Linked DNA regions of Mus musculus: region 1 is linked to region 2. The links are chromatin loops, found by intact Hi-C in ENCODE. Cell type or tissue: gastrocnemius. All regions are shown on one strand. Each heading gives the region's core, and the rest is flanking DNA. Links, peaks and the distances in the headings are about the cores only.

Evidence for each region. A loop is a pair of places that touch in the nucleus more often than their neighbours do. Peaks named below come from ENCODE experiments on the same cell type or tissue, not always from the same donor. Only the 100,000 strongest peaks of a DNase experiment are listed, where the experiment ranks them.
Region 1: it touches region 2 in a loop (3-fold over the local background); 19 of 42 quality-filtered maps call a loop at or near these places.

The regions. Positions count from the first base shown.
Region 1 is chr15:101,522,903-101,533,872 of GRCm38, forward strand. Krt84 (keratin 84) reads right to left here and starts at 9,918. Exons shown (of 9, transcript NM_008474.2): 1 at 9,284-9,918; 2 at 7,927-8,135; 3 at 7,309-7,369; 4 at 6,681-6,776; 5 at 5,724-5,888; 6 at 5,469-5,594; 7 at 4,803-5,023; 8 at 4,292-4,323; 9 at 2,124-3,148. The coding sequence starts at 9,853. The coding sequence ends at 2,817. In gastrocnemius, for the core only: no CTCF peak of the experiment used is centred there; a DNase peak (open chromatin) is centred at 4,973.
Region 2 is chr15:101,758,519-101,769,488 of GRCm38, forward strand. It overlaps the pseudogene Krt74. Among named protein-coding and RNA genes, the nearest start is that of Krt71, 21 kb to the left of the region's middle. In gastrocnemius, for the core only: no CTCF peak of the experiment used is centred there; a DNase peak (open chromatin) is centred at 4,766.

The DNA.
Region 1 (10,970 bases), core at 1,307-9,306, 240 kb before region 2:
GTGAAGTTCAAGGAGAGCCCAGGATGTGGGTGTACTTGCTCACACAGGCATTTCCTTCTCCAGTTTCCCAGTTTGACCCCACCTAACCTTCTCAGGAACGTCTTTTCCTGGTTCCTCATGCCAGAGCCACCAAACCTCTCAGGGTTTTCACCACAACCCTGCTACAAAGTCCTGCCCAGCCCTGCAGGGCTGGGCCCTAATGCAAAGCCACAAGAGAGAACAGACCATGGACTTTGTTTCTGTATTTTCCAACCCGTACGTGTCTCTATCCTTTTGTATTTAGGTGGGAAGGCTTTTCATGAGGCTCTTAGCTATCCAAGCTGATACTTTTCCACTCCATAGCTGAGGCCCACCCAAAGCTCAATGTCTCTGGAAGGAAGAGAGAATAAAGATTTGGTTGCTTCTTGAATTCTTGCATTCTGCCATGATCTGCCTGGTTCTGTTTACTTTTCAGAAAACTCCAATATTTGAATTTATCTAGACTGTTAAACTTTATTGTATTAGTATTTTTTTAAAAAATCCACTTTATATCTCAGGATTGCATGTAGGGCTTTACTTGTGCAAAGATCAAACTCTGCCACAGAGTTACACCCTCAGCCCCTGGGCTTGTTTTCCACAGGATCCTTCTGGCTGCTGTTTTGCAAGGAGAATGCCTGAGCACCCGTTCCCTCTGGAAGGCAGCAATAGGGGACAGTGTTGGCAATCTTTGGAGGCAAAGTTAAATTTTTTCAAGGGCTAAAATGTTTCTTATTTTGTAGCATTTATTTTTCTTAACTCTTTACTATTCTAAGGCCTGAAACAGCTGGCTTCAAGAGACTAACACCTGCTGTTTAACAGCAATTAGGTTAAGTAAAGGATTTATTGTTAGGGCTCCTTTCTCTGGCCAGTTGAGAGAACCAGAGTGAAAAGAAAGAAAGGGAGAATTTAAGCACACACACACACACCCTGACCAGACCCAACCACTTGTATTATCAACTCCACAGTATTCAGGCAAGATGTGTGAAGAAGGGAGGCATGCTCCTACCTAAGAAGAACTGTGTTGGGTGTGGCTGAGATCTGGGGCCCTGGCAGCTGGACCAGGCTGCTGGATGAGTCCTATGCGGATGGACTCTCCTGTATCCATGTGCTGCCATGTCTTGACCTCTAATGACATTCTACCCAGCTCCAGGCAGGTCTCCCCACCTAGCATGTTCTCTACAACCTTTAGGTGTTTGCACTTTTGCACAAACTGTGGCCTCTCTTGGAACTCTTTGTCTCACTTCGATGGCTCGGTCACCAGCCTTTGCATCTATCTCTGCTGGGTGCCACATCCTTCAGGAAGCTAGCACTGCCCAAGTCTGTGCTATACCCAGTGACATCTGTCCTGGCCTTAGCACAGCACTCAGCCTCTCAAGTCTGTTATATATCTATCCTCCTCTGAAGACTAGACTTGGCGCTGCTTGAGGATAAGAACTGGATTTTATTATCAATTATTTGCCTGGCATCATCCCTGACATGTAATAGGCACTGGACAGGTGTTTATAAAGTGAATTAACTAAAAATAGAGGGTTGGAAGTAGGGTGCACTGAGGGAGTGGCTGGGAGCAGTGTTATGTAGACAGATGCCGCAGGACCAGAATGCCATGTTAAGGATCTTGGGCTACTTTCTGAAAGGCAATGGGAAGCTGTCGAAGGCTTTAAGCAGGGGAGCCATGATTAGATTTCTGTGTGAGAAAGACTTCTCTAGTAGCATTTTGCTGAGTAAGTTGGATGGAGACAAGAGTGGAGACAGACAAGAGTGGGGACAGACAGACAAGGATACTATAACAATGATCTCAGAGGGCTTGGTGGTGAGGTGGGAAAATATGGGGCGTGTTCAGCATGCTCGGGAAGAGGACACTGACCTGGAGAAGAGTGTGGGGATGGGCATTTGTTTTCAGGACCTTGACTCTGTGTCCCTCTGCCTTACACGACTGTGAGCCCCTCCCTGGTAAGGCTTGCACCCTTCCTTTCTGTGAGCCCAGGGTACCAGCCCCTTCCCTTGTTCACTCTCATGAGGGTGAACTAGTGGGTTTCAGTCAGCTGCCTCCTCAGCGGGATCAGGGTTAGGGTTAGGGTGATCTGGATGGACAGGCAGAGTCCTTGTGAAGTTAGCTTGGCAAGTTTATTGAAAACCCAGAAATACAAAGAGTAGTACAAACAGGTCCCGCCCACCCCCAGACTCCCAGAGTTTGCAGACACAACCCTGCTGCAACCACAGGGCACAGAGTTGGGCCTCATATCATCACCACAAGAACAAGGCACATGGAGCTAAAGAGACCACCTCTCCATATGAACTCCACCTACTTGGCAGACCCACATACCGCAGATAAACCAACAACCATAAGAGAAATGGCCCGGACGAACCACTGGGAGAAGAACCGTCACAGGAACTTAGGTATCCCTGGGGCCACCAAGGACTGTGTGCCCTTTGGGGTCAGGGGAGGGATGATGAAGCATCTTCTGCCAGGGAAGGGAAGAGGGAGGGACAAGATGGGCTAAGGATGCCTGCAGATCTTAGGGGTCTGTGCTCATGCTGGCTCTGAACGACCCCTCTCTCCCCAGGGGCACTGCTTTCGGTAGTAGTGCTGAAAATACATTTACTGTGGCTGGAGCCTGAGGAGGATCCGAAGGAAAGGAATTAGGGAGAATCCTTCAGGAGGACATGGGCTAGGTTTGTGTGCTGGCAGGAAGAGTGGCTGGAGATCCCTCAGGACCAGAGTCTGTGCACCTCAGGGGATAGGAGCAGGGGATGTTCAGCTGGTTCTTCTCTGGGCAGTGGCCCCTGGGGCTAGGTGCTCAGTACCTGGTCCTGCGGGAGGTGGTGGTAGATGAGAAGCGGACGCTGGAGCTCCTGTTACCACGACCACCACTGCAGCTACTGAAGCCTCCCTCAGTGGGCAGTGCACAGGGGATGCTGGGGGCACAGGCATCACCCACCAGCACTGAGCCTCCTCTGGACCCAGAGCTCAGCAGGTCCCCACCAGCCCTCAGGCTTGAGGAAGCCAGAACCCCTCCGGTGGCACGGATGCTGCTGCTGGTGGAGAAGGTGACTCCACCATTGTGGGAAAGGCTGGATCCAGAGACTAACTCGGGCCCACACAGCACACCTCCTCGAGAGCTGCTCACAGCTGCAGAGAGGAAAGGAAAGGAATGTTGACTCTAGGACTCACCAGCCACTGGCTGAGTGGCCCAAAGACCAAGACTACACAGAAAGCAGACACCCAAATGGAAGTGGACAGATGCTGTAGTATCCCTGGGTGTTTGCTCATGCCCATAGATTGGCTGCCATCAATGTGTGCACATGTATACAAACTACTATTTATCCGTGTCCCACATCAGGTGGATTATGAGAGGCCAAGCACCCAAACACTGGAGAAGTGACCTTCACCGAACCATACAGTGGTTCCTCTGTCATTATATTGTCCCTCTTGCTTGTTCCCACGTATCCATCAGACAAGAAATCCAGCTAGCACCAGTTCCTGCCCATCCAACTGATGGTTCTGCTCTGTAGCCCAACTGCCCCACTAAACACAGCCCTTATGTCAGAACTGGAATCCAGCTTAGTCTTGATGGAAGTAGCCCCGACCTGTACGCTTTACATTATCTTCTCTGTTGTTGCGCCAGAGTCCTTGCCACCCCTGTGTCCTCTGGGCTTGACCTTATACCGAAGGCCATTGCTAACCCTCTGCCTTCCAGCAAATCCTGGTTTTTCTCTGAGAGCATAGCTGGTATCCTTCCAGGGTTAGTGAGACATCGGCTAGCACTCTCCTTCTCAAGAAGACTGGAATTCTACAGAGAGGAGACTCACATTGCTCTACAGTGATGGCGCCGTATCACACCTGCTTTGGGGATAGTCTATACTATCCCCAAAGGATAGGGAAGGACAGGGAAGCAGCAGGAGGTTGAAGGAGGAGGGGTGACTTCCATTTAGCATTGCCCTATCCCTGTGACCCAGATATGAATCACCTCTGTGACACAGCCTTTCTATTACTTCTGAGTCTCTGTGATGGCAGCCTACAATACCATTGAAAGCCAAAATCTCTTTCCAGAAACCTTTTCCTACCTTGAGAGTCCCAAAAACCATTGTCTACTTTTTGTTCTGGGAGCCTCTGCTGAGGACACACTCCCAGTCCAGGGACACTGATGGCCCTGCTTCCCTGACAGCCTTGGCCAGACCAGATCTTGGGAGATTCTTGACTTTCACAAGTGCCAAAAGGAAATTTGAAGGGGGAGGGGAGAAGAAATGGGCTGAGAAAAGGTGAGATACTTACATATGTTTACTGGCCCAACTCCTTCGCAGATCCTGGAGAGAGAGAGAGAGAGAGAGAGAGAGAGAGAGAGAGAGAGAGAGAGAAAGAGAAAGAGACAGAGAGACAGAGAGAAATGAATTCCTATGAGCTGTGAACTTGATTGCTGTCAGGGGGCTTCCTGTCTGGGGAGACCAGAAACTGGTGGGTCATAACCCTAACTGTTAGCATATCTTGAAACACACCAGTATCTAGACCCTGCCTCTAAATTGTTGCACGAAACTCTCTGACAGCCTATGACTATTTTAACAAATTAATCAGCCAAGCAAAATGCCTATGACCTGGCGCAGCTTGTCTATAATTGCATTTGACAGCACAGCACCTTCTAAAACCCTGCTGAGGGCAGCCAACTAATGTTTTCAGAAGATACATTGTTCTCCCTAGAGACTGCTCATTCCAGAATTCTTCACCTGGTTCCCTCCCCTTATTTGGTCAATCTTTCTAGAAGTCTGACCTCACTCCTTCCCCGTCTCACCGAATTTCCTCGCCCTCCAGCAGCCTCCTGTAGGTGACAATCTCGATGTCCAGGGCCAGCTTGACATTCATGAGCTCCTGGTACTCCCGCAGCTGCCTGGCCATGTCCTGCTTGGCCTGCTGCAGGGCACCCTCCAGATCAGCCAGCTTGCACTTGGCATCATTGAGGGCTGCTTCACCCTGCTGCTCTGCCTCAGCCACAGCAGCCTCCAGTTTGGCACACTGCAGAGAACAGAGTCTATGTGTGAGCTTTGCTAGGGACTCAGGGGTCCCCGAGTGGGGTTGGAAATCCCGCCCTAACTAATGGTGTGAAACCTGGTGCCAGGACTGGGTTGCAGCTCTCCATGGCTGCTTTTCCAGGGATAGTGACTATGGTTGGAAAGAGGTAGAGTGTTGCAGTTCCCTGTTCTCCATACCCATCAGGTTTCTACTGCTTTGAGACTAAAGAATCCAGACTCTTACATGCTTTCTGCTCCCCCCCCCCCCGAATCAGCCCCAGGCCTTCCTTCTAGTCCATATTCCTGCCCCCCCTCCCCAGGAAGTTTTTATGGCCAGCCCTTGGATTTGTGTCCAGGTCTTGCTAGATCCTTTACCTTCACCAAACTTGGTGCTCCTCAAAGCCAGGGCCCCGCCCCCTCCCTCCACAGCTTTTTCCTCTTTTTCCCACCTGAGCCTTGGTATGCTCGATCTCTGCTTTCAGCCTCTGGATCAACCGGGTCAGTTCATTGATCTCGTCCCGTGTGCTACGTAGATTGTCACAGTGCTGGCCAGCGGTCACCCGCATCTCCTCATACTGGGGGTGGAGGTGGGGTGGGGTGGGGCAAAGTTTTGACCATACATAGTCTGGGCTGAAGACCTCAGACCAAAATCTTCACCTTTGGACAGGGCACCTGTACCCCTCCCACAGTCTCCCATTGCCCACCTTGGTCTGGTACCACGACTCCACATCTGCACGACTCCGCCTCGCCACCTCCTCATACTGTGCCTTGACTTCAGCTATGATCCCATCTAGGTTCAGATCCCGGCTGTTGTCCATCTTCACGATGACAGATGTCTCTGATATGTGTGATTGCAGCATCTCGATTTCCTGTATTGGAAAAGCAGTAGGGCAGAGGGGCTCAGTGGTCCATCAGCAGCTGGGACTCTGCCACAGGGTCCCCTGTGAATCAGGGACAGGGAGCATTGCTTCTCGCTTTATGACTGTGAGAGTCCCCATTCCTACCTGGCCTGGGGCTCAGAAAAAGGCATGCTTGAGAAGCAATTAAGTCTGACTTTAGAACCCTTGTCATAAGCTCAGACCATACCTCCAGTACCTGCTTTGGCTTAGGTGACTATCAAAACCAGGGTACCTCAGGCGAGCAGACTGACAGCTGCCTAAATTCACATTTATCTAGAGCTGGTCATGGTCCACTGAGAAGTAATAATATTTTAAAACACAGTAGAGCCTGGAGGTCCCTAGATCCAGATTCTTCAGAGATCCAAGGTGTCCACCCTGGTGAGACCTTCCTCTACATCTCTGTCTGGCTCAACTTTAGACTAAATAGGTTGCTTGAAAGTAAATGGCAGTCACTGGTTTGGCTAGTAAAATCGGATGCATTTCCTTTCTTCTTTCAAATCACTTTGCCAGACATTCCCAAATTCAGTCTTTAGCTTAGACAACAAAGGTTTGGACCACAGATGATGGGAGTTCATTGTTAGGCTTAATATGGCTGTGGAGACGCCTACCTCCCTGGCCTTCCTTACCTTCAGACACAGTGGCAGAGAGCACAAAGGGCCTGAGTGGGGGTGGAAGCCAGTATCTGGAAACCTGAAGGCCTGACTCAGCCCCTACAGTGCAGGCTGCTGAGCAGTCATAGCCTTGAGTTCTTAAGAGCCTCACCTCATGGTAGAGAGCCTTCAGGAATTCAGTTTCCTGGATCAGAGTATCCACATTGGCTTCCAGATCAGATTTGTTCAGGAAAGCTGCATCTACATCCTGTGTAAAGAAAGAGAGGGATGAGCTCATGGCCTATGCTGCTCAGCCTCCTAATTAGGAGGGGTCCGGAGATATACAGGAGGGTCCATCAGTTCCTACAGAGCCTCTTTCCCTACTGCAATGTAGAAGCTCACACAGGGGTTGCTGGGCCTTATCCAGGGCTTGTTTAAAAGCAAGAAAAGGCCATAGAGATGACTCAGGAGGTAAAGTGCTTGCCATCAAGCCTGAAGACCTGAGCTTAATCCTTGGGTTCCACATGGTGGAAGGAGAGAACTAATTCTCTCAAGCTGTCCACATATGGACCAGGGTATACATATGCCCTTCCTGACCAAACCAAAAAAAAAAAAAAAAAAAAAAAAAAAAAAAGGAATGATTTTTACAGATAAAAGTAAAGAAAGCCTTAATTATTCAAGAAATAGAAGAGCAGTTTTAGCCACCACGGGGCTGTTGGGAAGTTTCTGGGGCTGGAGCTGGGGTTCCGAGAACATGTGCTTGCTTCCATGTAGAAATTCCCATCATCGCATCCCCTTACCTTCTTCAGCGCTACAAACTCATTCTCGGCATTGGCCCGGAATACCACCTCCTCTTCATACCTGGGGGCATGGAGATGAAGCGGGTAAGCCCTCTCTCCTACAACCTCCAAGCCCTCACTCATCCTGCAACGTGCTCCTAAACCAGGTTTGTTGAAGGACTTGGTTCTCTATTGCCACTCGCAGGTTTATCATATCTCAGTCCCACCTTTAAAACTTTCTTTAAGCCAGTGGCCCACAAAGTCCCTTACTTTTTCATTTTGAACTTAGGGTCTAAAATCTGGACCATTGCTACACTTCTCTGTGAGAGACAACTCGAGATCCTTGCAACTGAGCACAGAGGAAGTAGGACATAGCCCAATGTAGGCAGTCCTTCCAGAACTTAAGATGTCTTTCCCAGAGTCAACTCGTTCATCCCCACTGGTAGTATTAAGTCCCCCACTTCCTCAGCACCCACAAAGGGTCTCTTCCCACCTTCCACCTCCTCCCACCACTGTTCCTCATGCATCCCAGAGCTGGGTTTTGTAGCCAACAACTATCTTATAGTCATTCATGCAGCTGCTCTTATCTGCACTGGGCTGTATATGGGGCACAGGTGTGGGCAGCTTAGGAGCACTCACTTCTTCTTGAAGCCCTCAAGGATGTCTTGCAGGTGGTTCCTCTCTGCCTGCAGCCGAGCCTGGTCACTGCTTAGGACATCCAGCTGCCTCCGCAGGTTGGTGATATAGTTATCGAAGAGAGGCTCCAGATTGCTCCGGGCACATTTCTGTTCTTGGAGGAAGCTCCACTTGGTCTCTAGGAGTTTATTCTGTTGCTCCAGAAACCTCACCTATGTATGGAAAACAAAGGAAACACATTAAGGTGCTTGGTAGTGCACTGGCGTGGAGTAGGTCTTCAGATGGCCAGAGAAGACTCTGTGCCATAGTATTGCTGTTCTTCCCTCTGCTGGCTTATATTATGCTTCTAACTCACCGGAAGCCAGGAGGGTGGGTCTGTGACCCTCTCCCCACACCCAGCCGGTTAATAAATACATTTAGTAATAAAGACATTTCAATACTATTTCCCCTTCCACACCTGAGCAAGGTATGAGCCAGTCCTGAGGAAGTACACAGCATGAGACTTCTGTTGGGCTTGCCTGTGCCTGGGAATAGAAACCAGCCAACCCCAGCCAAGTACACGGAGCGACAACACTATGGGGGTCACCGTGGTACTAGGAGGTGGCTACCTGGAACTGCATACCATGGCCAGCATCCCTGGTATTCTATCAGCCGAGCTCTTTGGCTCAAAAGTATAATGAGGTCACAGAGGTTCACTCCCATCTCCTGAAACCAGGCTTCATCTCTGTGCAGACACCTGGTCTACCTGGTATCTGCTTTTGGAAGACTGACACCATTATTTCTCTCTATAGCTATTGGTGATCATCTGCGCTTCCCTCAGTCCTGATTAGGTCGATGTAGCCTATGTTGGGTGTATTAATTCTTTGCTTTTTATGTAAACATCACTCACTCTGTTCTCTACTTTGCTGCGTCTGAACAGATGATGAGACCATCTGCCTCAGACACTATGAAAATCTCCTCCAGGCCACTGTGATCTTAAATAATGAAGTACTTTAAGCATGATCTGTTCAGACACTGGCTGAAATCCCCCACCCGTGTGGGAGATGTGTCTAAGTCACTGAGAAATAGAACTTGGCTTGCCCAAATGCCATTAGGGTTAGCTGGATGGTCTTTCTTTTTTTTTTTTTTTTCCAGAAATTGTGGCCAGCATCTTAGTCTGTCTCACGATGCAGCAGTTCCTCTGGCTTGTCTATTCTCAGCAAAGAACAATCTAGAAGCCATTCCATGCCCTTGGCAGGTGCCTTAAGTGGTTTGGGTCAAAGGCAGTGGCTCAGACTGGATGAGCTCTTTTTGAAGGGAAGAGCATCCCAGAAACCCTCAACTCTCAGTGCCCATCCCAGAGGGTAAGCCTGCACGGTACCTTATCAATGAAGGAGGCAAATTTGTTGTTGAGGGTCTTGATCTGCTCCTTTTCGTCTCTCTTCACCCTCTGGGCATTGGGGTCAATCTCCAGGTTGAGGGGTGTCAGCAGGCTCTGGTTAACAGTTACAGCTGTGATAGCGGGGGCTGATGGGCCTCCAATTCCTCCGATTCTGTAGCCAAAGCCAGGGCCACCAAAGCCAGGGCCTCCGAATCCAGGGCCTCCGAATCCATAGCTAGGGCAGCCGCCAGCCCCAAACCCCAGGCCAACACCGCTGCTGGCCCTAAAGCCCAGGCCATCACCAGATCCAAAGGCCATCCCACTGCCAGCTCCAAAGCCAACTCCACAGCGGACAGGACGAGAGCATCCAACTGCTATCCGGGGTGAGGATGATCCAAAGTTGATGACGCTCCGACTACCAAAACCACCCAAGCCCCGGAAGCCAGGCCCACTCCTGCAGGAGACAGAGCTGGACCGGAAGCGGTTCAGATGCTGAGGGGCCATTGCTGAGCAAGAACTGAAGCTTCCCACCCGACGGCCAGAGCTGACTCTGTAGGAGCGGCAAGACATGGTGGCTTTGTAGACGGTAGCTGAGGAGCAATGTGGAGCGGGGTGAGCTGGAGCTGGGAGTCTCTGTGAGGCTAGTGGATCCCTCTCACCTCTTTTATGTGTGTGTGGACATGAGGATTGGCCTCATAAAAACGAAAAAAAGCCATTTGAAGGCATTTATGAGCTTGGGTAGTTAGCAGAAACTCTTCACATCTATAACATCCTTCACAATGAACCAATTCAGACACACCTATTCTCATCAGGATGCGGGCTGGAGCAGGCAACCTATAAACATTAAAAACACATAAACACATAAATATTAAAGTCTTATTTTTCCCCATAAGTCCACCGCAATTGCCATTATGGGGACATTAATTTGCTTTGCTCATAAATCTAAAGGCTCCCCCCCCCCCCTTTAAGTGTGGCTAACCACCAGAGAGTTAGAATGCTAACAGTTCTAGTCAGAGGCTCTAAAGGAACGTGGATACCCAGAGTTAAGTCTCTTAAGGCAGGAGGGGGTGTGCATAGGAGACGGGGTATGCACAGCTCTGAGAAACCATGCATTTGAAAGCTGCTTGAGGCATCTCTGCAGATAGAGTCAACGCTCAGATGACCCTTAGCATTCTGTCTACCCTTCAGGGTTCAGCTGTTTACACAAGGGCTGAATCTACAGCCGAGCTCATTGGGGCTGATGTGGACATGCTTGTGACTCTCCAAGGACATTTATTCTTTAGTCCCTACTCTGTCCTAGGTACTATGTGTAAAGTCACCCACATGACCTGGAGCCCCTCCCTCAACCTCAGGTATATCCCGGAGCTGAGTGGCAGCCCTATCCTCACAAGTTCCTTGAACCGTTCATTTGATTAGGTTTTTTTGATTCTTTGACTAGGTTACAGAAACAAAGCACTAAGTACCTGGATTCAAAACAGAAAGCTCTAAGCTGGCGGAGATCACTGTTAGCAATCACAGATCTGTAGGACTTCAAGCTCATCCTTTACATTCCAGTGTTCAATACAGCCTGTCCTTGTTTTGTGATTGGGGAAATGTGCTTACTTGGGTGTTTGGGGACATGTTTCTTATAGCCGGACACCGATACCTGTCTGTATGTAACACACATATCCATATATTTACATATAAG
Region 2 (10,970 bases), core at 1,596-9,595:
AGGACAGATGTGTTGGACACAGAAATAACTGAGCACAAGGGTACCTGAAACACTCGCTCTAATCCTGCCCTGGTAATGAAGAGCTGGGGGGAGCGGGGCGGGGAGGGTAGGTCTCTGCTCCTTTCCTACTTGGCTACCTAATGGGCATCATGGGTAAGCCAGAGATAGATGGTGTCTTCCCCATTCTGATACAAGGTGAGAAAGAGGCCTGGGACACCCCAGAAGGGGACCTGCTTCTCCCCCTAGGACCGCCCAGAGTTTCCACCACACACGTAGAACTTTGTCAGTTGTTCTCAGGTTTGCTGCCCACCTGCTTCTTCACGTTAGCAATGTCACAGCGGATCCTCTGGATAAGCCGGTCCAGCTCCAACATCTCACTCCTGATGTGTTTCAGGCTGTCCCCATAGCAGCCAGCCGCCAGCTGCAGCTCCTGGATCTAGTGTCCCAGAGGCAGGAAGATGGTGAAGAGACAAGGCACAGAGTGACTCAGGGGGAGCACACCTATCCCGGGGTGCTTGAGGTGAGCCTCAAGTGGAGGCAGTGAAGCTGGAACTCAGGTGCCCTTCCAGCTCTGACCAAGAAAACCCCCTGACCCCATCATAGGCAGAACCTTCATGTGGCCCTCCACCTTGGCTTGTTTCCCTTCCTGAGTCTTCCGGGGTAGACAGGATGTAGTTCCCACTCATAAGCACTCTCTGATATGAGCATTCTGACCCTGTCCTTGTTCATCATCCTGTATTCAGAGAGGTGTCTTCTAGAGATCCCACTTGGCTCTGGCACTGACATTGGATGCAGCTATGAGTGAGGCAGCCCAGCTCTTTGGAGGCTCACGCTCTCCCTCAACACTTTCCCAGCGCAGGGGAGAGGGGAAGGAAGTCTGAGGACAGGTGTGTCTTTAGAAGAGGTTACAAGTGGGACTGGGGTAGGGTATTGTGTCCAGCACTTCAGGTGGGGCATTATGTCCAGCACTTCAGGTGGGGTACTGTGTCCAGCACTTCAGGTGGGGTACTGTGTCCAGCACTTCAGGTGGGGTACTGTGTCCAGCACTTCATGATGTACTTTAGGATGGAGAAAGTGTCATGCTTGTGGACAAAGAACAAGGGACAGGAGGGATAGTGACATAGAACTACAGCTACCATCCTTTCTTGGTGGTACTATAGTTTAAATTGGGACTGTTCCCCCTAAGTCCCATGTATTACTAGCTTGGGCTCCAGCTTGCCACTAATAAATGGTAAGTCCTAGTAAAAAGTTTAAGTTACTGGGAACAAGCCCTTGAAGGAGATCTTGGGACCTGAGGCACCCAACCACTCTCTCCTTTCTTCTCTGTTCCCTGGATGCTGGGAATTGAGCTGCCCCCTCTGGCATGAGCTCTCACCATGATGTACTGCTCTCCCCCAAGACCAAGAATCTGCAGATGGAAACCTCTGCAACCAAGGACCAAACAAACCTCCCCACTCACCAACTGGTTTCAACCTCCCCACTCATCAGCTGCTTTTTTTCTCACCATTTTGTTTCAGAAATAGAAAGTTGACACATCTGGGCTTTCATGACTGTGAAGACAGGGCTTAGAGAAGGATTGCCCAAAGTGTCTTACCTCACTATCTAACCTATCACTCAGAACGCTCTTAGAATTCCAACTTGCTGACGGGGAGGAGAGGTTTCCAACTCGCCATGCATAGCAAAAGGGAGCTCGTGGTTTTCCCTTCTCTTCCCACCTGGCTCCAGCTTGTATCCTCCATCCCTGTGTCACGTACCCCCATCCCTGTAAATGCATTTGTGTTAGAAGGGGAACACTATGCCTCCTGAAGGACTCGCTGTCCCTCTCCATTGGATTTGCCCATCCATACTAGTTTGATAGCCCCGCTGAGAACACCTTTTGGGTAGATTGCCACTGGTCCTTGGCTGCAACCAGCTCTTACTCAATATTTCTATGATCTTTCCCAAGAAGGAGAGAGGTTTCCCCTCCCCCACCAGCCCCCACCTTGGTCTGGTACAACATCTCAGCTTCAGCCTTGCTCTTGAGCGCGATGTCCTCGTAGTGGGCACGGACTTCAGCAATGATGCCGGCCAGGTCCAGATCTCGATTGTTGTCCATGGACAGGATGACAGAGGTCTCACTAGCATGAGTCTGGAGCTGGGAAATCTCCTGGATTGTGGATGGAAACAGGATCAGTGCCCCCAGATCCTCTCCTCTCCTCCATCAGGCTTCTGTGATCTCGGACAGAGTTGGTCACACTTGTCTGTGCAAGAGTCTTTATCTGATGTGGTATTAAGTCCCACCCACACCCACTGATGTCCCTTTGGGAAGCTATCAACTGGATTGAGGCAGAACAGTGGGGGAAAGACGTGTCCTCACTTCATCGTACAGACACTTGAGAAATTTGATGTCTTTGTCCAGAGAGTCCACCTTGTCTTGAAGTTCCACCTTGACTGTGTAGGCTGCATCTGCGTCCTGCCAAGAGGCCCCATGACATCATCAACACATCCATCTCTCATCCCACCAATCACCCTGCTTCTGCTGCTGCCCTGTCCTGAAGGCATCTGACTTGCCCAGTCACTTCACATCAGTTTTTCTCTGACTGATCCTTTGGGAACAGAGGAAGGGAACGGGGACCAGTCTTCCTTTGTTTCACCTGCAGAGGTGTTTGCTTTTCCTCAAGCCACACAGGAAGATGGAGCTGAGCCACATTCCTTCCAATGTCCCCACGAGGATTCTCTCCTGTCCCTTCCTATCCAGTTCCTGGCTGTGTGCCCTTCCTCTCTAACTTGCTAGAAGCTATAACTCTGGTCCCAACTGAATTCAGCCCTTAGACCCTCTCCAGGTGTCCTGGACAGAACAGTCCTGAACAGAGCTGCTTAGGATACAGGCACAGGAGAGACCAGAGCCCATGGGTGCTTCTGGTCTCACCTTCTTAAGCAGCACAAACTCGTTCTCTGCAGCTGTACGTTGGGTAATCTCAACCTCGTATCTGTGGGAGAAGAGAGAGATGGCAGAGGTTCTTTCTGTCAGGTAACCTCCTTTTTCTACTAATGGGGCAAGCCCTGTAGCTGCTGGGATCTCTGGGTATCATGATTTGAGTGTTAAATGTACCCTACAGACTCACATGTTTGAACACTTGGTCCCCAGCACATGGTACTGTTTTGAAGGTTGTGGAAGTTTCTAATATTGACTGGTATCTGACTGTCTGCCATATGGCTGTGGAGTTAAAGCTTGACCTATTTCTAGCCTCAGCTCTCTCTGCCCTTTGGTTGGTAGCATGAAACAAGCCACTGCCACAAGGTTGCCATTACCATGGAGCTACCAGCTGCTGTGTCTCCCCTGCCAAGAAAAATAGTATCCCCTCAAACCACGAGCCAAGGTAAACTTCTCTTTCCTTACATTGTTTCCTGTCAGGCATTGGTAACAGTAACCAGAAACGTAACTGATTTGCCAGAAGTGAGTGCTGACAGGCTCCTGGTATAAGTAAGAAGTCCTTGGGTCCCCTCATTATATCCCAGGAAAATACCCAAATGCCTACACAGAGTCCCTAACCAGCCACTAAGCATCCAGAGGGCCGGTGAGCCCAGAAACTCCTACCTGTCACAGGGTGGGGACCTCCCGCATAGCCAGAGACCACATGAGCTGACCTCCTGACCCAGGAACCTTTGCTGGCCTGGTCCCCTCTTCTTGTAGTCCTCCACCACATCCCTCATCTTCCTCAGGTCTGGGTCCAGCCGTACCCTTTCCCCAGACAGCATCTCTAGCTGTTTGCGAAGGTTGCTGATGTGGGCTTCATAAACAGGCTCCAGGTTCCTCCTGCAGTTACTCAGGTCCAGCTGCTGCAGCAGCTCCCACTTGGTCTGCAGCACCTGGTTCTGCTGCTCCAAGAAGCGCACCTGGAACCCAAACCCATAGCCACCTGGAACCACACAGATATTGTGCCCCATAGACGTACACCATTGGCTTCCCAAAAGAAGGGGAGTTTTGTAAAACTCCCTATGGGTTGAGCCCTGACTGCCCACCCTCAGATATCATTAACAAATTCTCTTTCCCCAGGGATCATTAACAAGTGCTCCTTCCTGGTCTTCTGAATTCCCAGTCGCTTCACACTTACCTGGGAAGCAGCATCCTAGTTTCTTCTGTGGCCTGACCCTGGACCCAGGAGATATTCTCCCTTGCATCTAACTGTGCTGTGAACCCTGCCTTCTGGATTGTGCTTGATTCTCAGCTGTTTGTGTTCTTTAAAAAAAAACCTAAAGATGCCCTCCACTATTAGACTTTCAGGAACTCAACACTTCCCTCAAAAAAAAAAAAAAAAAAAAAAAAAACTACCTCTATCCAGTTTCCTGCCTTCTCTCTAAGATTCCCCAAGGAGACAACCTTCATTTGTTCCTCCCCCTGATTCTGGGCTGCTTGTAACTCTATTCTCTTCCCCTTGAGAAGAGGGATCCCACCCAGGCCCTGTCCATCCATCCATCCATCCATCCATCCATCCATCCATCCATCCATATTGCACAGGAAACAGGAGAACTGCTCTTGCTATGACATCATGTCTTCCTGTAAGACTTACCTTGTCAATGAAGGAGGCGAACTTGTCGTTCAGAGCCTTGATCTGCTCCCGCTCCTGTGCACGCACTTTCTGGATCTCAGGGTCCAGCTCCACATTCAAGGGAGCCAGGAGGCTCTTGTTGACTGTGACCTGGTAGATGCCCCCAGACAGACACACAGATGGACAATTGGCCCCCAGGGCCATGCTGCCAAACATGCTGTTGGCAAAGCCACTCCCTCGACCCCCACCATACCCATATCCAAAGCTGTGCCTTGTGCCCCGAGCACTGCCACCTGCCACATTGTAGGAAGTATGCTGATTCCCTCCAAGACTGTAGAGGCTCCTGCTGCTGAGGCCAGTCCTGTGGCCAGCTGTGTGGCAAGAAGCCATGCTGCCCATGGGTTCCTTGACACCACTGCAGAAAGCACACTGAAGTTGCCCTTGTCACTGCATGACCTGAAGTTCAGTTGCCAACTCATGGTAGAGCAGATAGAGCGTGCTGGAGCTGAAGAAAGACTGGGGCATAGGAGGGCTGCCTCCTTTTATCCCCACCAAGCCCAGGGCACCGGAAAAGGGCGTCTCTCCACTATCTCCTTCCCCTTCAGAAGGACTGGAGCAATTTGCAGAGCATAGATCTCCAAGCCTTTGAGCAACAGAGCCCTTTTAATAGAAAGTGGAATATGCTGCCTTTGCACACTACAGTGATCTAATTTGGAGTTTATCTGGCTCCTAATTAGGGACCTGCAGAGTTATCCCCTTCAGCCATCTCTCAGCTTCATGTTTCCAGGTTCCTTCTTGCTTATCTGCGACAAGGCACAGGGTAAATGTCTGCCTCATCTGGGGGTTGGGGGGTGGGGAGGTCCTCCAAACACTCAGGCTTCCCCTCTAAGGAAGCCATTTCCTGTCACCTGGTCTTCTTGAGGAATGGGATACTAAGAAATGAGATGGCTCTGTCCTCACAGATCTAGCTAGGTCAAAAAACGAAGGTCCATGGAGTCGCCATGTGGGTTATGCTAAGGACCACAGCTGTCCAGCAATAAATAGGCCCCAAGACAGGGTAGAAATGAGAGCCAGTGTCAGTTTGACCCCACATGAGCACTGTGTGGGCTTTCTATATTTGGCAGTATCTAGCTTACGGTGGCTTCAAAGATGCTCTCTCAACAGTGAGAAACTTCTCAGGTAGCCGCCATTTTGCCCTCTGGAATTTTCTCTCCTGGCTGAGGCTGTCTGTCTGTCCTGAGAGCTCAGGCAGGATGGGAGAGTAACCGACCTCTAGCTTGGTTAGAACACATCCTAGCTAAAGTTAGTCAAAGGTAAGAATTCCTAGGCCCTGTTCCTTGGCCCCCGGGCACCATTCTGCCAATTCCCTGATCTCTTTCAGAAACTGCTCAGTTTTAGTATAGAAGACACCAGCCTGTGAGAAGTCAGGGGGCCTGGTGGGATGAGATCTTTTTGAAGACTCTCAGAACAAAGTATCCGGCAGCCATCCCAGCCCAGGGTACTGTCCACTGCCCATGAGCACACTGGGAAGCTTTGACAAGCTTTGATCAGGCAAAGGGGCGAGGGCTAGGGTTAGGAAAGGGCAAGCCTTGGAGAGCGATCAGAGAGACAGAGCAACCTCAGAGGACCAGCCCAGGAATATTTTTCACATCAGCCCTGAAGTGATGAGTCCTCCCTCTCAGAGGCACTGCATCTTACTATCCCTCACAGAGCCTGGCTCCAAGACATGGGGGAAGCAACCGAAGTGGTGGCTTTGCCTGTGGTTTTCTAGGCCAGATTGCAAAGGTGGCAAAGTCTAACTTTGCTTCCTTTCTGATGTGGAAATGTCAATAAACTGTGTAAGGTCCTTGACCCGGAACGACCATTGAATGTCTCTGGACTAGAAGCAGAGTCTACTCCAAGAACTGAGGCCCAGGCTGAGGTCCTGGAGTAACTGGAGAGCTCTGTGAACAGTAAGCCAAGAGGCACTGGGGAGGAGGGGCTGTTTTGGATGGTGATAAAGAATGTCCAGAAGACTGGATCCATGAGCAACAGTACTCACCATAGGAGCTGGACTCGACTAGCAAGGGCTGAAGGATGGCATACAGTAACAGAAGCAAGCGAGACAGCTACATCAGGGTCCTTTCAGCAAAACCTTGCTGGCATATGCAATGCCTGCCAAATACAGAAGTGGATGCTCACGGTCATCTATTGGATGGAACACAGGGCCCCCAATGGAGGAGCTAGAGAAAGTACCTAAGAGCCGAAGGGGTCTGCAACCCTATAGGTGAAACAACAATATGAACTAACCAGTACCCCCAGAGCTTGTGTCTCTAGCTGCATATGTAGCAGAAGATAGCCTAGTGGGCCATCATTGGGAAGAGAGGCCCCTTGATCTTGCAAACTTTATATGCCCCAGTACAGGAGAACGCCAGGGCCAAGAAGTAGGAGTGGGGGGGGGGTAGGGGAGCAGGGCAGGGGGAGGGTATAGGGGACTTTCGGGATAGCATTTGAAATGTAAATGAAGAAAATACCTAATTAAAAAAATTGAAAAAAAATAATAAGAAGAAGCAAGCATGGTAACAGTAAGGCCTGTTGCTGTCCTGGTAGCAGTATGAGGGGAAGAGTCAATGTGTGTGTGTGTGTGTGTGTGTGTGTGTGTGTGTGTGTGTGTGTGTGTGTGTCCCTCCATACATATGAGGTATTATAACAAGTGCTACATATCATACTTACTTTAATTATTTAAAGACATGATCTCTCTTTCTGTGTAGCTGAAGACAGAGCAGGAACTGCACCTTGCCCAATGCTAGGATGCCAGGCCTGTGCCACACCAGACAAGGGAGAGCTAATATAACCCGTGCATTGCTGCTTACAGTTGTGGAAATAGAAGCTTAGCGGCATTGCCCAGAATCACTCAGCCAGTAAGTCGGAGATGTCCTCAAGTTCAAGTGTGTCTGTTTTCCCTGACTGCTACAACTGTCATGTGGCCGACATGACAGTTTGTAGGCCAGGACAGAGATTTCTGATGTGTATAGCAGGCACTGCAGAGACCCTCATGGTATGAGGGAAAGGGGGGTTTGCAATGAATCCGGAGCTCCCATCAGGAGAAACCCAAGATTAGACATCATTCTAGTGTTCAGAGCAAACAGCGGCCAAAGTAGTGATGAGCAGACAGAAGGAAAAGACCCACCTTCATAGTAGAGGCTATTTGGGAATTTTTAGAACCCCATGCTTGCCTCTCGTCTCCAGCTCCTAAGGGAAAATAAACCTGGCTCCCTTTGAGGTTCCCTAGGATGAGTCAAAAAAAGCATGTGCATCACCCAGCAGAGCGGGAGCCCAGCCCGGTAGGAGGGCTAGACTTCTTAGTGGGGCCCTCTAAGGGGAGCCCTGAAAAAGCAGTGCATGCTGGAGCAGACTTGGGGGTACCCAGCAGCAGATTTCCAGGTGCCAGTGATCATGCTACAGAAGAGGTCAACATAGTGCTCAGACACAGGTCCACATATACCCTCTCCCCCAGGCCCACGGACCATCACGGAAGAAGTGGGTAGAAAGATTTTAACAGTAAGAGGTCAGAAAGAACCAGAGCCAAAGCAGTGCCTTCTGGGTATGACGGGAACTCAGGGCAGCTGGAGTCCATGCACAAGATCAAGTCTGTCAACATTCTAGCTTGGGGTGGGAAGGGGATCGTAAGCACAAACTCTTAAATAAGAGCTGCGGGTAGTTGAGTTTCTGGGGCCTGTCGGGAGATATTCAGGTTTCTTCAAGGGCGTGGGTCCTGATAGGTCATCTGTGCACCAGTGAATGGCCCCACCCCCAGGAGTACATAAGCAGTCAATTGTTACAAAAATGGAGTTGATTGTTATAAAAACAACATGATTTTAAGTTTCTGGGTAGGGATGTGAGAGTAGGTCAGGGAGGAGTTAGGGGTGAATGTTATCAAAACACATTGTATAAAATTCTCAAAGAATTAACTTTTAAGAAGAAAGAAAGGTAAAGAAAGGACCCACACACACTTCAAAACAGCAGGGTGTAGGGAACTAGGAAGGGGATCTGGGGCCCTGGAACCCTTCCTTTTCATTCTCAAAGAAATCCTGAGGGTCCCTATGCACAGACCCTGCCTGGGGTGGTCAATAAGAGTGTCATGGGGACCGCTGTCAGTGAAACAGGAGGCAGAGGGACAGCAGTGGTGTGACTGAGCTCACTTTGGGCCGTTGGCTCCTTCCCTGTCTGGGATAAATAGATCTTGGTTGTAATTATCATTGCTATTAGGGTGTGTGTGTGTGTGTGCATCTCTAGGAAAGACACAGTTTGTGTGAGTGGAGACAGAGGTGCCTCCTGATTCCAAGGAGGTACAAGAAGGAATCACCTGAGGATCTCCCTCTAGCTGCCACTGCCACTGCCACCATCACCACACTATGTTGGCTGTCCTTCAGTTACTCACAGCCATGCACACCCCTTTGTAAGTTCATTGAAATGGTGAATATCTAAAGCCTGGAGAGATTGATTCAGGCAATGCATATGAAACTGAGAACCTACTATGTGTACTCTATGTGGAACTGAGAACCTGTGTGCTCTCTATATCTTAGGCTCTAGAGGCAAACTAACCAAGCTAGATACTACAAAAGAGAAGTAAGTGGGATGTGTCCTATGAGGATTGTCACAGTTTTATCTCCACCTGCCTATGTCATGAGTGACACAGAATAACTGTGTCTTCCCCGGAAAACACACACACACACACACAAATACACACACATCAAAAATGACAGTGACAAAGACAACCAAGTTTTGTCCCAGACAGGGAAGGAGCTAATGGCACAAAGAAGATTCTGTCAAATCAGCTTGGCTAATAAGAAGGTTTGTACTGGCTAGTTTTGTGTCAACTTGACACAGGCTGGAGTTATCACAGTGAAAGGAGCTTCAGTTGGGGAAATGCCTCCATGAGATCCAACTGTAAGGGGTGATCAAGGGGGGAGGTCACCTTGTGGGTGGTGCCATCTCTGGGCTGGTAGTCTTGGTTCTATAAGAGAGCAAGCTGAGCAAGCCAGGGGAAGCAAGCCAGTAAGGAACATCCCTCCATGGCCTCTGCATCAGCTCCTGCTTTCTGACCTGCTTGAGTTCCAGTCCTGACTTCCTTCAGTGATGAACAGCAGTATGGAAGTGTAAGCTCAATAAACCCTTTCCTCCCCAACTTGCTTCTTGGTCATGATGTTTGTGCAGGAATAGAAACCCTAACTAAGACAGGGGTTATTTATGGGAACACAGGTAATTCATGGGCATGTATGCTACTGAAAAGCCCCCAGCACAGTCCTCTGTTTCCTCAAATGTAGCAGCAGATGAAATGCTGGGGAGAGAAGGAACCAGGTAATGATCGCATAAATGTATCTGAAGGGTCTTGTCCCTCTGAGAAAATGCCAATAGTCCTACTTGCCTGAAGGTTTCTGTGCATTATTACAGTTGCTCTGCTTCAGGGTGGCAAAGGTCCTGTCCAACTAGGAGGAAACAAAACACTCTACAGCTGTTGTTGAAATTTGAACTCTTTAAATAATTACTTCCAAGTATGCTGTGCTGGATGGTTTTGAGTGTCAACTTGACACAAGGTAGAGTCAGCAAAGAAGAAGGAGTGTGTCTTGAGAAAATGCCTCCATGAGATTCAGCTGTAGGTCATTTTCTCAATTAGTGATCAAAGGGGAAGGGTCCAGCCTATTGTGAATGGTGCCATCCCTGGGCTGGTGGTCCTGAGGTCTATAAGAAAGCAGGCTGAGCAAGCCATTGGGGAGCAAGCCAGTAAACAGCATCCCTCCATGGCCTCTGCATCAGCTTCTGCCTCCAGGTTCCATCCGAGCATCCTGGGCAGGTACAGAGAGCAGGTTGTAAGCAGTACCCTTTTCCCTGTAGGCAGTGTAGAATCAGGGAAGAGTCTCCAGCAGGCAACCTCATCAAAACTGTATCACAAGTGGGTTCTACATTGTCTGAGAGCTTCAGGAGTTGCAGGGACCCTAGAAAGTCCCAAGGAAATTGATCCCATTGTGTTCTGATCTGTTACCACATTGATACAGAATATCCTGGGAAGGCAAAAATCCAACCCTGCAAAGCACATCACACCACCACCACCAACAACAACAAAAAAAAAATAGAAAGGATTCCCAATGGGATACCATGACAGTACCAAATGGGTAAGGCTGACGTCATGCCTATCTGCTTTGCAGAGGGTAATGAAGGTCATGTTTCTCTAACCCTTTGATCGACTGACTGCCCCTGAACCAGAGACAGATTCTGTAGACCAAAGTCATTCATGGAGAGAGGAAGGCTTCTGAGCAGACTGGAGCCATAAGATGAAGAGGGTCTGGCACTGAGTCTCCTCTTTATCCTTACCAGATGAACTCAGTGTCAAAACCCAGCCTTGCTGCCTCTCCTCAGTATGAAGGGCCTGATCTCTCCCCTCTTGGCCCAAAATCAGGCAGC